Regions from separate parts of the Homo sapiens genome. Here region 2 is linked to region 1. Evidence: chromatin contacts called from ENCODE Hi-C or POLR2A ChIA-PET data. All regions are on one chromosome and are shown on one strand. Each heading gives the region's core, a stretch centred on a gene start or an enhancer-like site at or near the end of the contact. The rest is flanking DNA. Distances are from core to core; before and after follow the strand shown.

Region 1 (4,331 bases), core at 531-3,030:
GGATGTAGTAAAAATATGAGTGGTTGCCAGGGGTCAAGGAAGAGGGAGGTATGAATAGGTGAAGCATAGAGGAGTTTTCGGGCAGTAAAACTTTTCTATATTTTACAACAACGGTGGACACATGTCATAATGCATTTTTCCAAACCCATAGAATGTACAATACCAAGAGGGAACCCTAATGTAAACTATGGACTTTGGGTGATGAGGAGGTGTCAACTTAGGTTTATCGACTATAATAAATGTACCATTCTGGTGGGGAAGGTTGTGGGGGCAGGGAGTAGATATGAGAACACTCTGAACTTTACACTCAATTTTTCTTTGAACTTTAAGCTGTTCTAAAAAATAAAGTCTGTTTAAAAAACATAGCATGAGACAATCTGCTGGAAAGGGTAAAGAGTATAGGTTGAGACATAATAAAGATCTGACACTCTTAATGAAATACTTCTTGTGGCCAGGTGCGGTGGCTCATGCCTGTAATCCCAGCATTTTGGGAGGCCAAGGCAGGCGAATCACAAGGTCAGGAGTTCAAGACCAGCCTGACGAACATGGTGAAACCCGTCTCTACTAAAAATACAAAAAAAATTAGCCAGGTGTGGTGGCACACACCTGTAATCCCAGCTACTTGGGAGGCTGAGGCAGGAAAATCACTTGAACCCGGGAGGCGGAGGTTGCAGTGAGCCAAGATCGCACCACTGCACTCCAGCCTCGGCGACAGAGCAAGACTCTGTCTCAAAAAAAAAAAAAAAAAGAAATACTTTTTGTGTCTCTAACGTCAGATCATTAGACTATACTAAGCCAATGAGGGCAAGGACTGCGCAGTTTTGCTCACACTTCTATCCCCAGTGTCATAATTCCTAGAACATGAGAGACTCCCAAAAAGTATTAGTTAAGTGAATGAATGAATGAAATGCCATTTATTACATGAAATTTTTTCTAATTACCCCTAAGCAGATGAAATTATTCTATTATTAAATATTTCTCCAGAATTTCTTCCGACTTTATTTTATTTCATGTTTTATTATATACCTGCATGCAGTTGTCTAATATGGTCCTCCATACACTTAAATGCTGATGTACACACACACACACACACACACACACACACACATCTCAAAGTTCTTTGAAGACAGATTGAGCCTCATTCATATTTTTCATCTGCCAACACGTAACTTAGGCTTTGTATGTTATGAACATTTATGTGTGCTTGTTAAATTGATTTATTCTACCATGACCTGTTAGAAAATTCTTATTTATAACAAATATGAATTATTTCATATTAAATTAATATGAGATAAATGCACTCAATTTAATCTAATGTCTACATACATTTGGCAAGAAACTCCGTGTTGTATCTGTACATTCTATATTGTTGCTATGAGATTCTGAAAAAGTGTTTAGTATGCTATTGTAACATCAGGGCCGTTGTTTAGCATTATGTGCTCAGAAGCCTATTTGATTTTCCTGTGGATATTTTCCTAAACCGACAGCAGGCTATGTAGAAAAAGTACTGGGCCAGTGGGAATCTTGAGACTGGGTCCAGCTTAAGTCCCTGAGTTTAGCAAATTGTATGGCCATTGTTAATTCGTTTCACTGTCATGGCCCGAGGCAGCTCTTCTTTAAAATACAAAGTGGACTCGATAATCCCCAGGAACCTTCTAGCTCCAATACTCTTTATCATTTAAAGCTCTTAGATAATCAAATTAAATCCGTACTTTGCAGCCCCGTTTCTAGCTTCATGCATATTTCTGGCCACAAGATGGCGGGCTTTATGTTGTTTTCTTCATTCTCTAACTGCAAAAAGTTTTTAATACCATCGCAGTTTTGAAAATTTAAAATTTCCAATTCTTTAAAAAGCCTGATAAATGCAACATGGACTTTACATTCTGACTTTAAAAAGTGTCTTAAGCACTTTGGAGTCTCACAATAGAGAAGATTTCCTCTTTTGTGTGGAAAGACTGATTTACACTGTATTTCTATACTAATGCAAAAATCCCACGATGAGATGAAAGAGACCACAAGCATTTTCATTTGTTTTTCTTTCTCTTTACACAATCAAAGATAGTGCTTTTGGAAATCAGAACAGATACAAACTTTACCACGGAGGCTACTGAATAAAGTTCTCAAAATACACTGTCATTCTGGACTTTTTAGCCATTGACAATTTCCAGGTATCCCCAATTTTTCTGCGTGCTACTGATTTCTATGATTTGATTTGAAGCAGAATTAGCAAGTCAGAATACATCTATTTTATATACCAAATTGGGAATTAGGAAGAAGGTGATTTGCATTTCAGAACTTTGAAGTAATTTTCCTTCATTGACATAATCTATCTGCTTTCAGAAGATTCATAATTTTGCCACCTTACCCTGGTCAGCAGCTCGTTCATTTCGGTCACGAGTGTATTCAGATTGCCCTCTGCCAGCTGAATAAGCCTCTCTGGGGCCCGCTGAGGTGACAGCAAGTGCTGAAAAAGATTCCATCCCATAAACATTTTTAGTAAATGGCCTTGCAGTGATAGTGTTCGACAGAACACATTTTTGTATATAAAAGGAACTTAGCCTTCTCACCTTCAAAGAAAAGATAAGGAAACTATTTCAACTGGGCACTTACACATTGAGTGTCATGCCAAATATTCAGGCAAATAATAAAAATTGCAGTGACTTATTGAGAAATTACTATGTGCCAGGCTTTTTATGTTTTGTTTTTTCATTTAATTTTCACAACAGCTCTATGGGGGGTAAGCATTATTCCATTTCATGAAAGAGCAAACTGTCTTGAAGACAGTTAAAAATGTGCACGAGATCACACAGTCAGTAAGGGGTAGAGTTAAGATAAACTCCTTGCCTGGCCCATTTAAGGCTCCCATTCCAATTAACAGAGACACAGATCACAGGTAAAAAAGAGAACGGCAGGCCTTAACATAGAGACCTGGCTAGGCGCTAACTAACTGGCCTGTCCTCGGTGTTGCTAGGAACTGGCCTAACAGCAGGGCCATATTTTTTTCCTATGGAACATAAATAATCTCATAGGACACTAAATTAGACAAGGTCACTCTGAACCAGTGATGAATGAAACAGAAAAAAAGAGACTACCCTGTAATGTCTAAGCGCAGACAAAACCATAGCGGGTTTTGTGTAGACCACAAAACTACCCCAACCTCCCATTTCCTGGCTAATATGAATGAACACTGCCTCCTTATTAATCATAGCTTTATCCTCCCTCTGTTCTTCCTTCCCTCTAGATAGGATTCACAAAATACTCACAGAATTACTCCCACTTCTGAATAGCACCCAGTTGAGTGCTAACCTTAAGTTATCTAGCACAGCCTCAAATACTAGAAGTTATTCCTAACACCTTCTTATTGAGACAGCCCACAATTCCCCCATGGTGTTCAGTGCCCCTTGTTGCAACAAGTTAATAAATCCCACTTTGTTCCATCACATGTGTGTCCTTGATGGTCTTTGGCTGAAGCTTGGGGAGCACTGACATAGTTAAAGAAATTGAGCAAAGAGGTGAAATAACTTAAGTTTTTATAATACCAGAAGGTGATCCTCAGTATACAAATGTCAAGTGAATGATGGAAGAAGAACAAAATAAAAAATCAAGAAAGACTAGAATTTAAGGATAATCCAGGTCATCTGGATCAATATCCAGCCAGAAGTGGATGGGTCACTGAATCCCTTGGCTTAGAAGATGTTCACAAATTGGAGCCTCTTCTATAGGATCCTCTTTACTTCATCATCCATTGCTTAAGTATTAGTTTTAAAATGTTTCATGTTCAACTAAAATGTTTGCTTTTCTAGTTTAATTTATTTTTCTGTATTCTCTCCATATACAAGGAAAATAACTGATCGGCATTCTTTTCATTAAAACTCTTCACTTCCCTGAATACCAGGACCACAAGGTAAACTCAGGTTCCTCTGCCTGGCTTTCAAGGTTGTCCATCATATCACCCTGCCTCACTGAAGTCTCCAGCCTTATCTTTCACTAGCAGGTCTGACTTTTAATATCTGCCAGACAGATCTAATTCACACCACTGCCTCTGCTCACATGGCTCTGTTAAGCACAGCTGCCTTCTCCCTGTGTCCTCACACGGCAGAAGGCAGAATGTTTGTGTCCTTCTAATATCCATGTGTTGACATCCTAGTTCCCAATGTGATGATATTAGGAGGTGGAGCCTTTGGGAAGTGATTGAGTCATGAGAATGTAGCCTTCATGATTGGGATTAGTGCCCTTATTAAAGAGACCCCAGAGAGCTAGCTATCCTTTTCCTCAGTATCCAGATATTAAATGAATTAAATGTGGGGTCATAGCAAGAAGTCACCCTCTGT
Region 2 (4,549 bases), core at 1,873-4,372, 90 kb after region 1:
CCCCTTCCCTGAGTGCCTTTGTGCAGTGTACAAACTGCACAACCACATATGAGTGGCCTCTTGACACCTCAACTGGAGTCACAATTTTGCTAACAGTACTACAGGTAGGTATAACTGCCCCTCCTCTGTTATTTCTGTAGCCCATGCTCTGCATTCAGGACCCAAAGGCACAAGGAGACTCACAAGTGAATAGAAGGTCCCATGAGCATAGTAAGCAGAGGGGTGATTAGACTTGATTCGAATTCAGACATTCTGAAGCAGACAAAATCTAAATGGGATTTTGGAACTGAAATTTAAGATACAAAAAGGAATTTCTTTGATATCTAGTATGAATCTTGAGGATAAAACTGTAGATGAATTTTCAAAATATTAAGCAATTAGATTCAAACACCTTCCACATTTTCAGTGGCAATTGTGAGATTAGTCCTGGCTTTTGACCCCTCTCTCATCACTTAAGGAGAAGTTGTTAAAAATTTGCCAGCTGGGGAGCGGGGAGGGCTTAAGAAGTCTATGTATCCCATTAAGTTTCATGTTGTCCTATAGAATCCACCAGATGAACTTGCCTGCCTTTTTGAAATGCCTTCTCCATAATGTATGACATGTTGCTGAGGTTACAAACTTATTCTGAAAGTAACTTAGTGTCCGATCAGGCAGGTATCCTCAGCATTTGACTCACTTTTAGCTCAACAGTCTTTTTAATTGCTCTTGATATTCCAATTGCTTACTTAATCTCTTTTAGCCCTTCAAGATTCTGTCTCTTTGTTATTTTTGTTCTCCTCTTGTCCAGATGATAAAAGTCTAGAATCTTAGCAAAGGTATCATCATGAATACCTTCTCCCCTCACTCTCTGACTCTTTTTTTTCCTTTGTTTAAATCATTCCCCAGCAAAGCAGTGATACCTCAAAAATAGTGGTGTTTTGGCCCTAAGTGAATGTTTTCCAAGCTGTAACTAGTGTTCAACTTGTGACAGAATACCAATCCATGTTTTGTTGTATCTTGTTTGGCCATTCCCCTGTTCACTGTTTCTCTTCACCCCCTCGATTCAAGAAGCAAGGCCATCTTGTGCTACATGTTTGAATGAAGGGATTTGACAGGGCAAAAGGCAGAGACATAGGAATCTGCCAGACCCCGAGCTCTGAAAGCCACCAGTTCCACAAATGTAGCTCATCCTTTTTCAAATAGAAAATGGGATGGATTTGGAAAGGCAGATGGAAAAATGATGATGGTAGAGATGTTGGTGGGTCTTAGCATGGAATGAAAGAAGCTGAATGATTCCTGTGCCTCTAAGAATGGAATGAAAGTAGTTGAGAGACTTTCTAGACCTGAAAGGAAAGGTAATTAGGAGGACGGAGAAAAAGGGATAGGTCAGCAGAAACATGCTTGGGTGAAATACTCAGTACTGGCTGGCCCTATCACATGTCCCCTTGCTCAACATATACACACAGACATTATACCCTCCCCTCTACCCTTGCATATAAGGCCTTTGGTACTAGGTAAGCTTAATAGAACTTTGATTCTAGCTGGGAGAGAGGAGAAGAAAACAACTTGAAATGGGCTCAGATTATGTTTCTAAGACCTCACAGTTCCCACATATAGAGAAAGGGGTCTCAAAATAGAAATTAAATTGTGATAAAGACTATAAAGTTATAACTCTTGTCCCACCTGAGCTGTAGTCTGAGATATATTCTTGCTATATAGTTAAAGCAGAGGGTTTATGGCCACATAAGTTTAGGAAATGCTGAGCTAAACAAATTGAACAGATTTCTTAATTACACACTGTAGGACATGCCAGAACTTTTAACATGCAAATGGATGCTTCCCAAACTCATGTGATCACAGAATTCTTTATTCCAGGAACATCTACAATTTGGGAAATGTTGATTTAGTTTTTAAATTCTGGTCTTATTTAGATGATGTGCATAAGCTGATCACACAAATCACTTACAGAATGGTTTTGATTACAAGATTTTTAATGCAACCAGTATCTCCTCCTTACCCTGACCCTTATCTTCCCTCTCTTCTACTTCAACAGGCACATCTCAAACAAAAAATGTTTCCCTCATATTTTAGATCTATCTAAGGTGTTCTTTTGGCTTACATAAATACAATGAAATTATAAATCTTAAATATTCCTGGAAAACCCTAATCTAAATTCTGGCTAGAAAAATATGGTATCAACTGTGGAAAAACTTGAGCTGGAGATAAAATATGCCATTCATTACACTGCATATGCATGTTGCCATCTTCTGAATCAGATTAATACAGATTTTAGACAGGAAATCATACTTTCTGTCAGGTATTTCTCTCCTTGGTGATTTTTACTATTCAAATGGAATTCTCCCAAGAATACAAGCAACCATCCTCACTTGCATTAAAGAAAGATGTGAGGTGCTGAGGGCAAGGATGGGAAAATGCATCTATTTATATCCAATGTCTAGCCTTGTACCCAGCACATGGTAGTTGCTAAACAGATGTTTGTTAAATAAAATGTAGGGTTTTAAATTATAGATGGTTCAGAAACTATTGTCTAACATGTATAGGGAGTATAGTACATAAAGCAAAGCAATATAAGTACATCAGAGATTATGCTCACCTAGATAAGTGGATTTAATAGCCTTGTATGACAGAGCAGCTGTCATTTTCCAGTTGCTAAAAAAAGGTTGCCTGTAGTGAACTGGGGGGTTTAGGCACTTGATGTAAATCTGTCTTGGCAATGATATGTTCTCCTATTATAGTAAGTAATATGCACATGCCTTTCTTTAAACACACACACAGACACACACACACAATTAAAGATATCTAGTTTCTTGATTGCAAATAAATGCTGCTTGTTTCATTTTTTTTTCTTTCATTCCTAATTTACAGATGCTTCCATACTCACAAATAGTACTTGTTGCTGCTAGGAACTGTCATTGGCACTTTGTCCACAGACTGCTAGTTGCTAGCTAAATTCTCTCTGGGTGATAGGCTCCTGCTTCATTAATTTTATGCATCCTGGTTGAAACAGGGGTGATAGCTGCCAAGATGACAGGAAAAGACGGGCAGAAACAGCCCTCTTCAGGGTTAGCCTCAGTGATGATGAGTGAAAGTAGGTCACTTCCTTTGCACCCCTCCCTCCCAGGAAGGGTGGCAGCAGGGACTATTTCCAGTGCTGAAACCAGAGGGAGGTTTTTGTTTTTGGCAATGATGTCAAGGGGGAAGTTTGTATCACTTTTATGCTGAGGCTGAATATATAGAAGAATTATTTCTTCAAAAACATTTCAGAAGGAAATATAATCACACAAATTACATAAAATAATACTCTTGTTTCTGCTGCAAAGCAACCCAGTAAAATCAACAGGAATTAAAATACTGGTTTAGGAGCAATTAGAAGAGGATATAAATCATGATAATAAATTACATTTTGTTTCTATTTTCAAGTATATTTAAAGTAAATTATGAACCACTTGCTGAACTATGAACTATGCATTTAAGCTACATTTTAAGGACAAAAAGCTAATTATGAAAAATAAATGGTGCCTACACAGACAGTAAGATAAATCTTAAAGTGCATGACTTTCCACTTGAGCAATGCTTTCTACAAAGATTGTAGGTTAATACTTAACCTTTAAGATTAAAACATTAATCAGATATTCTCTGAGTGAATGAAGATTTATGAAGCAATTTCTGAAAAATAAATAAATTACAAAAATATAATGCATTTGTTTGACAAGTGCGTTGAGAAACTTTATTTCACCTCATTGAGTGTGGCCTTTTTTCTCCAAAGGATGATGCAAAGGATGATTGTATCTGCGGTTTTATAACTCCCAAGGTAGAAATCATTTTGCAAGACAGTGTAGTATACTCTTACCTCTCACAGCGTGGTCCTGTGTACCCGACAGGGCATCCATCACAGATCAATCCAAGACTCCGGTCTAAATGGCACGTTGGGCTAAAGCTATGTTGATGTTGTTGCGGAAAACAGGGACAAGGAAGAAGGACATACACAAAGTCATTAGCATTTTCTCATTTCTCTCTCTCCACTACTGCTCTGACAAAAGAGTACAGGCTGGTCATTCTCACCCCAGAGACAGAGATTAGGGTCTGGCCAATGGAGGATGAAATGACATTGCTATTTCTGCAGACGTGAATATAGCCCAGTGGAGAGCAGTATCCCTGTGACATGTTATTAACTGACTTTCGACTGCTCTGAGTAGTGATCATCAGTAACAAGTGGAAATGTATAGCTGCTTTTTAGAAATTCCTCCAGGCCTGGCACATATGCAGCCTCACATACTTTCTTCTGTAGCCAAATCCCTCTGAATTTGAAGCAGCCTGGAGAAATTTGTTAGTGATTTTGGAAATCTCAGTATGTGGTAGTGGTGGTGGCAGTGCTTCCTTCTTCAGCTACTGCCATAGTGGGGCGTGCCTGTGTGCAGGCTGCGGCATGTGCTTCCTTGCAGGTATGCCCTCACACTGATGGAATCCTCAGGAAAGCTTTCAGAAGAGATCAAGTGTGCATATTCTACCTAAACTTATCATAAACCTAACCAAACAAAAGCAACCTTGC

What was found. Hi-C counts contacts between places; a loop is a spot of excess contacts on that map. ChIA-PET counts read pairs that join two places held with the same protein, here RNA polymerase II (POLR2A). Pooled maps may share reads with other maps.
Region 2: a loop to region 1 is called in a map of dorsolateral prefrontal cortex, with 2.1 times the contacts of the local background. The contact joins two enhancer-like sites. A Hi-C loop is called at or near these places in 2 of 168 maps with a recorded cell type or tissue (dorsolateral prefrontal cortex and naive thymus-derived CD4-positive, alpha-beta T cell) and 5 of 50 pooled maps. POLR2A ChIA-PET finds 5 or more read pairs at or near these places in 1 of 52 experiments (WTC11).

Annotation. Positions count from the first base shown.
Region 1 is chr6:129,368,025-129,372,355 of GRCh38, reverse strand. LAMA2 (laminin subunit alpha 2) reads right to left here. Exons shown (of 65, transcript NM_000426.4): 34 at 2,366-2,464. Among named protein-coding and RNA genes, the nearest start is that of ARHGAP18, 340 kb to the left of the region's middle. RefSeq lists an enhancer at 1,356-1,865. Within about 2 kb of position 1,780, at least 4 of the 41 ENCODE cell types and tissues checked have a DNase peak (open chromatin) inside an H3K27ac peak, as active enhancers do; they include dorsolateral prefrontal cortex, where a contact is called at or near this core.
Region 2 is chr6:129,279,449-129,283,997 of GRCh38, reverse strand. LAMA2 (laminin subunit alpha 2) reads right to left here. Exons shown (of 65, transcript NM_000426.4): 18 at 3,851-3,937. Among named protein-coding and RNA genes, the nearest start is that of LAMA2, 400 kb to the right of the region's middle. Within about 2 kb of position 3,122, at least 3 of the 41 ENCODE cell types and tissues checked have a DNase peak (open chromatin) inside an H3K27ac peak, as active enhancers do; they include dorsolateral prefrontal cortex, where a contact is called at or near this core.